Regions from separate parts of the Homo sapiens genome. Here region 2 is linked to region 1. The links are chromatin contacts, found by Hi-C or POLR2A ChIA-PET in ENCODE. All regions are on one chromosome and are shown on one strand. Each heading gives the region's core, a stretch centred on a gene start or an enhancer-like site at or near the end of the contact. The rest is flanking DNA. Distances are from core to core; before and after follow the strand shown. Region 1 overlaps IL1R2 (interleukin 1 receptor type 2). Region 2 has its middle 72 kb from the start of IL1R2.

Region 1 (4,913 bases), core at 1,204-3,703:
TGCAATCCCCTACTCACATTTTTTCATCTGTAGGGTGATGATGCTACTATAAACTGAATGTTTGTGTCCTCCCAAAATTCATATGTTGAAACCCTAACCTCCAATACAATGGTATTAGGAGTTGTGGCCCTTGGGAGGTGATTAAGTCAGGAGGGCTGCCGTCTATTAGCCAGGAAGTGGGCCCTCACCAGACACCAAATCTGCTCGCACCTTGATCTTGGACTTCTCAACCTCCAAAACTGTGAGAAATAAATTTCTGTTGTTTACAAGCCACCCTAGTTATGGTATTTTGTTGTAGCAGCCCAAAAAGACTAAGACACATGCCTTTTCTATGACTTTGAATAACTCTACACATGATAGTTACTCATTCCTTGAACTTGTCTGACACAATTTTGTCTAAACCTTGCTTTTGTTATTTTGTTGTGCAGAAATTATAATGTAATTAAGCCTACTCACCTTTACTCTTGCAAGTCTTTTGGTAATGAACAAGAGAGAGTTCATCCCATCTTCATTTATTCTGCAAATATTCATTAAATGCCTGCTTTGAGGTACTGGAAATACAGCTGGGACCAAAATAATCTCTCTGACCTCATGGGTCTTCCATTTGGGTGGGAAACATAAATTGAAAATCAACAAGCAAATCTATACTGGAAGGTCTGGTGGTGATAAAAGCTACAATGGTACAAAGCAGGGTGAGGGGACAGAGAGGAAGGAAGGTCCTCTCTGGGGACCTTCCCTCTGGGAAGGTCACATTTGAACAGAGACCTGAAAGGTGGAGTCACCAGCCGTGCTGATTTTCCTGCCATTGGAGTTTTTTTTTTTTTAATTGAACTCATTTATCTATCTGGATTTTATTTTTGGTATATGATATGAAAGAGGCTCTGGGTACATTTTATTCAGTTTGTCTACAATTCTTTTAATGCCCTTCCTTCTATTTTCAGACATGTTGTTATGAAGTTGGGTCTAATTCTCAGTTCACTAATACATTCCAATGTGTGTATTTTTAATTGCTATTTTTTGGATAGCCCTTTCCAAAAAAGTTCACCAATTCTTGCTGATTCTTCTGCTTTAGCACTAAATTATTCTTTTCAGTCTCAAAATGAACAACCAGCTTCCTGAAAGGCAAACTATGTCTTAACCATCACTGTATGTACAACATCTCCCATAGAGTCTAGTCAAAATAGACTCATAATATGTTTTTGTTGAATGAATGTCAAAACTCATGTAGATGTTTTCCACTCTCATGCAGGCCTAAGAGCACCTCATTCTGTTAAATAGGTCACAAGTAGCAGACAGCTACTCACACCCACTCACAGGCACATCTACTGTTGTCACTGATTTTTAGGGAAAAAAAAAACAGAATGTAAGACTTTAGTCCTTTACTACAAAGCCACTATAAATGTGGCACCTTTGGTAGACAACTGAGGCAAAGAACAGAGTCCCTCAAAAAGACACAGCCACTTCCATAAGAGAAGACGTACGGAGTTTGTGTTTGAATTATTTCATTCCATTTATTTCACTTGGGATAGGATTGAAAGTCTTGATGATGAGGCCATAGCACAGTCAGACCATCTGCTTTTCCAGTTCTGTGTTTGCACCGTCTGTGCATCCATATTCCCCCCAAAACCAAGAAGGCCAGTGAAAGTGGGGCCAGCACAATGCCCCAGGAGAACGTGGAGGAGGCTGTGGGAAGAACAGAGTCACATCAGGAGCTGAACAGTCTCTCACTGTACAAGAGGACAGGGCAATGCAGGTGTACAAGATAAGAAAGAAATTGGAGTTTGTTTTTCTTGATAAATGTGCATTGATTTTCAGAAAGCACATCCCTCACACCAACATGGAGGATATTTGAGAGTGATGTCTGTGGCATTAGAGAAACGAGCGTGATAGGGCAAAATCTGTTAGAAACATCGTAGGGTAAGTGGGCAAGTGCTGAGGGTTTAACTTTGTTCCAACAGTGGGACACTGTGCGTTTAAGATGCTGTCTGTTTATGTCACAGTTGGCCAACTGTGACAGAGCCAGGAACAATCTGCCCTTTTCTAATGAGCATGGGTGTCATGAGGATCAAAGGAAGTAGCAAAGGAAAATAAATTTTGAATAATGGAGCTGCAGGGGCCAACACGATTGCTTGGGTCCAGCTATTTTATGTTCTGCTCCTTGGCGTCTCTGTGTTATGGAAATACAGGAAGAGACTCTGAATAAAAAGTTAAAAAGCAAATGTGAGAACAGAGTGTTATCAGACACATTGTTGATGAGACTAGAATCCTGCATTTTTAAGCTATTATCTATCACAGTCTGTTTAGTCATCCAGGAATCGACATGACCTCAGCCTGTTGCTCCAGAGGATTCTCACATTTTAAAACCCCACAAAGATTAGAAATAAGTTCAGCTGTAATATTCTGGGCAGCTGTTTGAATACACCTCTCAGTCCTGGTGAAAGACTTACAGCCTGTGTTCCCTGGATCAGTCACGGCCAGCCACATGCAGGGACAAGGCTCATGTTATGGAAAATTTTAAAGGTTCCCAGCATCAGGGCCAGACAAACCACAGGTTCCTTGGGCTCACTAATCTGACCCCGAGAGGGAACATTCTGATTTTTGTGGGTAAATGTGTACAACCACCATCTCTCCCAGCCTGCTCATCTGGAAATGATCTGAAACGCCACCCTTCACATGTGTGCCCTCATTCTCAAACTTCACTGTGAAAGGAGCTTTTTGTGTCACAGGCTGCAGCCTCTCCCTAGGAATATTTGACAGGGTGGATCTGGAGTAAGTCCTGAGATCTGTGTTTGTGACCAGTGGCTCAGGTGAGTGTGAGGCTGGTGGTGCACAGCGCACAGTTGGAGGAAAGTTGGGTGCCATTCCCTGTCCTGAGGCTGGAACACATCATTGGCTTTCCAGTTTACACTGTGTTTGTGGCTGCCTCCCCAGCAAAACATGGAGACCTGGAGCAATTTGTATTTATGTTATTGCTGTAAGATTGTCCACGAGCCATCACTGAGATGCTGGGAATCACTTTGGCTTGCCTGCCATTAGCTACAGGCTGTCAACAGAGACTACATTCAAGGCAGCTCTCCCTCCTGCTCAACAATTAAACATTGATATGAAATCAATTTAATCAAAAATGATAATGTGGGTTTTCCTCTTCTTCTTTTTAAATGTCCTTAAATGAACACTGGGTTGATTTGGCTGTAGCCTTGTACCTATTTCCGGTCATATAATGACTTTGACCCTAAAGCTGCCCTGAACCCTGGGTAGCTCCCAATCCCCAGCTCTTAGAGGATGAAGTTTCTCATCTTCAGGATAAAGAACAATCCACCCTCTTCTAGAGGCCATGCGAAGACAGCTGATTAGTGACCCAAGGCAGAGCCACATGCAGACAGAGTATTTCGAAGTTTACTGTAGAACCATTTCATCCATTTTCCAAAAATCAGCTTGCTATTTAAATTTTTCATTTGAGTATAATCTCCCAAAGTCCAGCCTCCACCCTACCAAAACTCTTTAAAAATGGGAGGTTTCTTTTCAGCTCTCCACTAGCAGACAATGCAAGGGAATTTCTATGGAATCATTTGGAGAACAAGTAGATTTGTCTAGTATCCATGGAACATTCAACATGTTATATTCTCCTATAGTGCTCCCCAAAATACATACATACCTTCCTTGACTGTGGTGCGTAGTGTCTGAAAACTCAGGGTATTATGGACAACACATTTAAAATCCATGTGCAAATCCTCTCTTGTGACAGGATCAAAAATCAATGGCACTTCAATGTAGTTCTCATTATTTTCTGAATATTCCCTGAGTTAAAAAAACATTCACTTAATTATGATTGTATCGAATGCAAGCTTGTCTTTCACAATGTAGACATCTAAACACTCTCCTTTAGAAGTACCCATTGCGCTTTTATTGTTTTCAAGTTTCATAAAGTTAGGAGCTCTTGCCACCATACTTGTGATTCATTTGGGACAGTTTCTAAGCCTGTCCCTGAAGGCCTTAGTGTCACTGAAGTTGGCGGTCACTGGCATCAAACAGTTGTTACACTACAGGGTTAGATAATGGGGAAGTTCATCTTTTAAGTCTCTTAATGAACAACAACAACAAAAAAAAACAGTCATGGGAACAGAAACGTCTAGTTTGAGGAAACTTGAGTCCCTCACCATTAAATCACTTGTATATTGAAGGGCAGGGAGTTTCCAGGACTCCAGCCCTCAGTGGTGCCGTCTCTTCTCATCTCTACTGCTGACTCTCACTCTGGAAACCTGCAGACAGCCCAGGGGAATGGCTGTGGCCAGGATAGCTGCCATTTATAGTGTTAGAGGAATCTGTAGACACCTCACTACTAACTGTTAGTGTGAATAAAAACACAGATGAGTGGATCCACTAGGAATATTTTTGTTCTATTTGTAGGGGGAATATAGGTTCCTTTAAGTAAGTGGATCATATGAGTAAGCTGAGATGGGCATTTAGTTGTGGCCAGGTCTTTTGCAATGAGAACTTGCAAGCACATGATTGTGCTACCCACACATAGTTTTTATCCACTAAATTACATCCAGAAAGATCTTTTGTGATAAGTCTTTCAAAAAACACAACCATTTGGCAAGCAAAAGCTCAGGCTAATTCAAAGTATCAAAACTGTAATTTTAAAAAGAGTTACAATTTGGAATGTTGAATGGTCTCCCTCACAGGCAACAAGTTCCCACTTACAAAAGGTCTGATTGTTCGAGTCTCAGAGTAAGAAAACATTTTCTAGAGATGACTGCTTATGAGAACTGAATTCTTTCTTTTTTTTAATTATTAACCTCCCTTAGAGATTGTGGCAGCCCACAGCTCCCTGAGAAACAGAAGAGGTACTATAGATACTGTGGCTAGGTCTCAGGGTCTTTTTAAGGGTTTATGAAAATGTTTGATAGTCA
Region 2 (4,639 bases), core at 1,123-3,622, 36 kb before region 1:
CAGACGGGGCTCCAGGAAAGGCACAAGGTTGGGGGAGGGTGGTGGCCACTGTTTAAAAAAAAAAAATAGAGAGAGTCAATAGAAAGGTAGGTCTCCGCGAGTCCGGGAAATGCCTCTAAGTCCTGCAAAGCACGTTGGACTCTGCCTCTGGGCTCGCATTGCTCAACCACAGTGTGCTGACTCACCGAGAGCAGCTGGGCAGTGTAGCACCAGTGAGGTGCTGCTGGTTAGGACTCCTCCAGGTGCTCCCTGCAGTGCCCCTGCCCCGCACATGCAATCCCCTAGTCCCCTTAAGTGGGGATGAGGGGTCTTGAGCAACCTGGGAAGGGTGCTGCCCTCTGAGTGGGATCTGCCCCATTCCGCAGGGGGACAAAGGCTCAGGGGCCATGCTTGATAACAGGTTGTTAATTTTTTCTCCCACGGAAGACTCTGTCAGGAGGGATCTGTGCTTCAGAAAGATGCCCTGTCTAGGAAGCTGGGAGAGGGTTGGAGCAGGGGAAAGTAGAGGCAGGGAGACCAGTTAGTAGCTGGAACAACAGTCCCCGGGGCTTGATGAAGGGGCTCCAGGCTAAGGCAGTGGACACGGAGGGAAATGCACATTTAACACGCTTCAGAAGGCAGACGCAACAGCACTGAGACGTTGGGAGAAGCTGTGAAGCATTGACATGGTGAGGGCTCAGACCACTCCTCAAACAAGCTGGAGAACAGGGAGGGCGGTGGGAGGGCAGTGGGAGCGGGTGGTATCAAGTCAGCCCCACTATCACAGTGCCCATGTTCATGATCTTCTCTGCCCCATACCAAAGTCACTGCGACTTTCCTCCAGGCCCTCTGCACCACACATTCATGTTACATGAGGCTTCCCAGAAATATACCCTCTTCTTCCCAAGTGCACCCTCTCCCTGATCCCATTACCTCCTCCTCTCCTCAACCATGAAATGAGGGCATGATACCAGGGAAGAGAGGTACCCTAGGGCAGGAGAGCCTCTCACGGCCCCATTATCCCTTCCCCTCCGCTCTCCGTGTCCGTGACTGGCTCAAAATTGCTCTATGCACTCTGGGCTGCATGCACATAGTCTATTGTCTCTTAATAAGTCCAATAAAAAAGGCCCACCCTCATGATGGGCAATCAGCCCTATCAATTAGAAACAAGCCACTCTGTAGGGGGTTAAACTCTATGGCTCTTACTTCAGGGCGGTATGAATAAAACACGGCACATGGAATTCATGTCACCAGACTCCCAGCTCAGAGATTCCTGGAAGCGAGTTCAGAGTCCACACAGCCCCATCACTGTGTTTACACCATTATTAGCCAGGCTTCCTCGTGGGGATGCTAAGAACTGATAGAAAGTTCAGAATATTGACCATGTATGACTTTAATCATACGTTTGCAATAAAATGAAGCTCTTTCCCTGAGAGCAAGGAGGCAGCTAGGCAGTAGCAGAAAGACACAGTTCAAAGTTACCATCTAGAGCAGTCCAACACAAACACAGCCATCTCGGAGCTTTACTGCAGAGCGTTTTTGTTGCGGGAATGGACACTCAAGCCACACATCTGGTAAATGTTTCCTGAAGAAGAGATGGGGTTGAGAAAGAGAAGATAAAAAGCAGGACTGGTTATGCTCAGCCCTAAAGCCCCGGGCAGGCTGCACATGTGTTAGCCAAGAGTGGCATGACTCAGCGATCACCCTGGCTTCTCAGAAAGAAGCTGTTCATCCTCTTGACTCAGCATTCCTCACTGCTGAGCAGCCTCAGCCTGCAGTCGCCCAAGGACCCCAGCCACAGAGCAGGCCAGCACACCGTGTACTCTCAGACCCTGTCCTCAGATGCCCTCCTCCATCAGACTTCAGGCCCTTCCTGGCTGGCAGAGAGGCCACAGCCCTATGAGGGAGGGTCCCCTACTCCAAGTGGGAACAAAGCACTCTTTAAGGAGCATGTCTACAACACAGCGGTGCCCCCACCCTGGCCAGATACCTGTGAGCTGGAGGGGGGCAGCCACTCGCTCTTGGGAGGCCTAACTCTCCCTCTGGGATGTTTTCATTTTCTTCCACCTTTCCCTGAGGCTAAATGAGCCATCAGAGGCAACCAGCAGCCCAGGGACAAACACCACTGCTGGGTGGTGGATAACAGGAACTGGGTCAAGAACTGGGCTGAGAATTAAGAAAATTTCAAATTTCCTCAGCTCACAGTTTTATCTGTTGGAAAATAATAGCGGGGCTTATCTTGTTAGGAAAAGGGAGGGAGAAAACACTCCCTAGATACTCAGGGCCTCTTACTTATCACACAATTCCTTTTAGAAATATGTTGACTGGTTTCCCGGACTGAGGAGCCCTTTGCAAGCCAGAGCGTCTCAGGGCAGCCAAAGTGACAGAATCAGGAAGCAGTCTGCGAGGGCCAAGACCTCAGAGCCAGGGTGGAGCCTCCACTTACTGAGGACCTTGGGCAAATTATTTAGCCTGTGAGTGCCTCAGCTTCCTCATCTGAAAAGAGGAATGATGCATAATGATGGAACCTAATGCACAGGGTCCCTGTGGGGCTCACTCGCTTGCTCATGCACTCATGAGTACCTACTGTGTGCAAGCACAGTTCTAAGGGCTGGCACACCAGTGAGAAAACCACGTGGATTCTGACTCTGGTGGAGAATGAAGGGGGGAAAATAGAGCAGGGGCTCGGTGGGCTGGGGCTGGAACTAGGGGAAGGCAAGCAGGTGCCTAAGGCCCCAAATTTAAGGGGCATGCACCCTATGGGCACCTGCACGGCCCTGAGAACAACACTGTGGCCACCTGGGACCAGGTTGGGGTGAAGGTGAAAGAGTCACAAAAGTGTTTGATCAAAGTGCTCAGTGCAGTCAGTGCCTAGGAGACTGGCCCTTAGTAAATATCAGCTGCTTGTAAGAGCATTAGGAAACGGAGGAGGCAGAAAAGAACTCCAAAAAGAAAATATGAACTCTCAAAGCTTCAGCAGGATGGGGAATTTAGTGTTGGGGCAAACACCTGGACACACCTAGAATCTCTGGTTGCCAACTAGAGCTGCAGCTGAGCTCAGATGAAAACAGAAGCCTCGATGCTGGAGCAGCAGCAGCCCTGGAGATATTGATCTGGCTGGCCTTGGATGGGGCCCTAGCAATCACGTTTAAGACGCTCCTGCCAGGGGATCCTAGGGCACTATGTGCCAAGCCTCATGCCAAGGGCTTTCCATGTATTATCTCATTTCCCCCTCCCCTAATCCCACAGGTTCAGAACTACTCTTTTCCCCATTCACAGATGAAGAGTCAGAAACCTCAAGATCTTATATAAATTTCTTAAGGTCACCACCATCTCATGCTGTCTGTCTGCTGCGGCATACATAATCACTACTGTTTTCAATGGACGTGTTAAGTTACCAAGAAAAGATTAAATGTATGCAATGACCTCTGCTTAAGAATGCGTGGGTGTACTAAGTTTTCAGAAAAGGTTAAATGTGTGCCATGAGCTCTGCTTCAGAGTGCAAGCCATGGTGAAATTGATTCTGCAAAGATTAATGTGCAAAATAGTTCCAAGTTTCTAAAGTTGAGTGTTCTGAGCAGTAAGCTCTGTTTCCTGGAAATTTTACTTTACAGAACATTCTTCAGTGATGCTCAAGAAGTGAGATGTGTCTGTTCTGTAAAGATGAGTCAGGAGTAGTCAAGAAGCAGGAGAATTGTCAACTCTGACACACCAGAAATGACACTCAGCAGGGCTTAGCAACCATGGTCTCTTCTCTGAACCCATGAAGTGAAGTGGAAACTGGAGGGGTGTCAGCCAAGTTACAAAGGAATGGCTGAAGCTGGGAGGCCCCACAGGAAAGAAAACGCTGGAAAAATAGAAGCTTCTGGCCCCAGTGTTCTCACGCATGACCATAATAATTAAAAAGAAGCTTTGGCAGCCACCCCAGAGCAAGCTCATGAGGAGAGATGGGTCACAGAGCTGACCAGCAGTTCTGGAGTGAGGGTGGCCCTGGAGAAGCTGAAGTCCCAGGGGACGCCTGCATCTGCATGGCAGGAACCAAGTCTGTCAGTGATTCTCCTCTCCCTCGAAACCATCACTGCAAGATCCCGCTCTGCCATTTACTAGCTGTGTGACTTTAGGCAAGTTACTCAACCTTTCTGAGCCTCAATAAATGGTAGCTAATATTATTGTTTATTGTTATTAAAAGCAGTTAAATCTTTATAGGGTCATGTAACGCACAGCCATAATCAGGTAGCACTGGGAGAGGCAAACATTTCTAAAATAGTAAATATTTTAGACACTGTAGGCCAAGAAGCATATTTCATATGTTATATATACATAAAATATATATGATATATGTGTGTGTATTTATATAATGTAGATACTTCTATAACAAGAGAGAAACCTCTGCATGCCTGGCCCTATCTGCCTGGGGTGGGCTTCCTGTGGGCAGGCACAGTGTGCCCTGAACCCACTGGAGACGGTCCTGGGAAGAAGGGCAGCCTGATGGAGGGAGGGGCCTGGCAAGCCAGCTCAGTGGGCTTAGGGAGTTGAAGGGGACTTGGCCACCACGGTCATTTTCTCTCTTTGCCCCAGGGACAACCAAACCAGCTCCTCCTGGAGATCCCGGCCCCCTCCCTCTGGACAGCTGAACGGAAGTGAAGCTAACACGTCACCA

What was found. Hi-C counts contacts between places; a loop is a spot of excess contacts on that map. ChIA-PET counts read pairs that join two places held with the same protein, here RNA polymerase II (POLR2A). Pooled maps may share reads with other maps.
Region 2: a loop to region 1 is called in a map of mammary epithelial cell, with 2.7 times the contacts of the local background. The contact joins two enhancer-like sites. A Hi-C loop is called at or near these places in 32 of 168 maps with a recorded cell type or tissue (CD14-positive monocyte, Caco-2, GM12878 and 19 more), 3 of 37 single-sample maps with no recorded cell type and 33 of 50 pooled maps. POLR2A ChIA-PET finds 5 or more read pairs at or near these places in 18 of 52 experiments (A549, AG04450, BJ and 12 more).

The regions. Positions count from the first base shown.
Region 1 is chr2:102,024,996-102,029,908 of GRCh38, reverse strand. IL1R2 (interleukin 1 receptor type 2) reads right to left here. Exons shown (of 9, transcript NM_004633.4): 8 at 3,656-3,798; 9 at 1,365-1,683. The coding sequence ends at 1,517. Among named protein-coding and RNA genes, the nearest start is that of IL1R2, 35 kb to the right of the region's middle. Within about 2 kb of position 2,453, at least 7 of the 41 ENCODE cell types and tissues checked have a DNase peak (open chromatin) inside an H3K27ac peak, as active enhancers do; they include heart right ventricle, mammary epithelial cell and prostate gland, where a contact is called at or near this core.
Region 2 is chr2:102,061,469-102,066,107 of GRCh38, reverse strand. No RefSeq gene overlaps it. Among named protein-coding and RNA genes, the nearest start is that of IL1R2, 72 kb to the right of the region's middle. Within about 2 kb of position 2,372, at least 31 of the 41 ENCODE cell types and tissues checked have a DNase peak (open chromatin) inside an H3K27ac peak, as active enhancers do; they include heart right ventricle, mammary epithelial cell and prostate gland, where a contact is called at or near this core.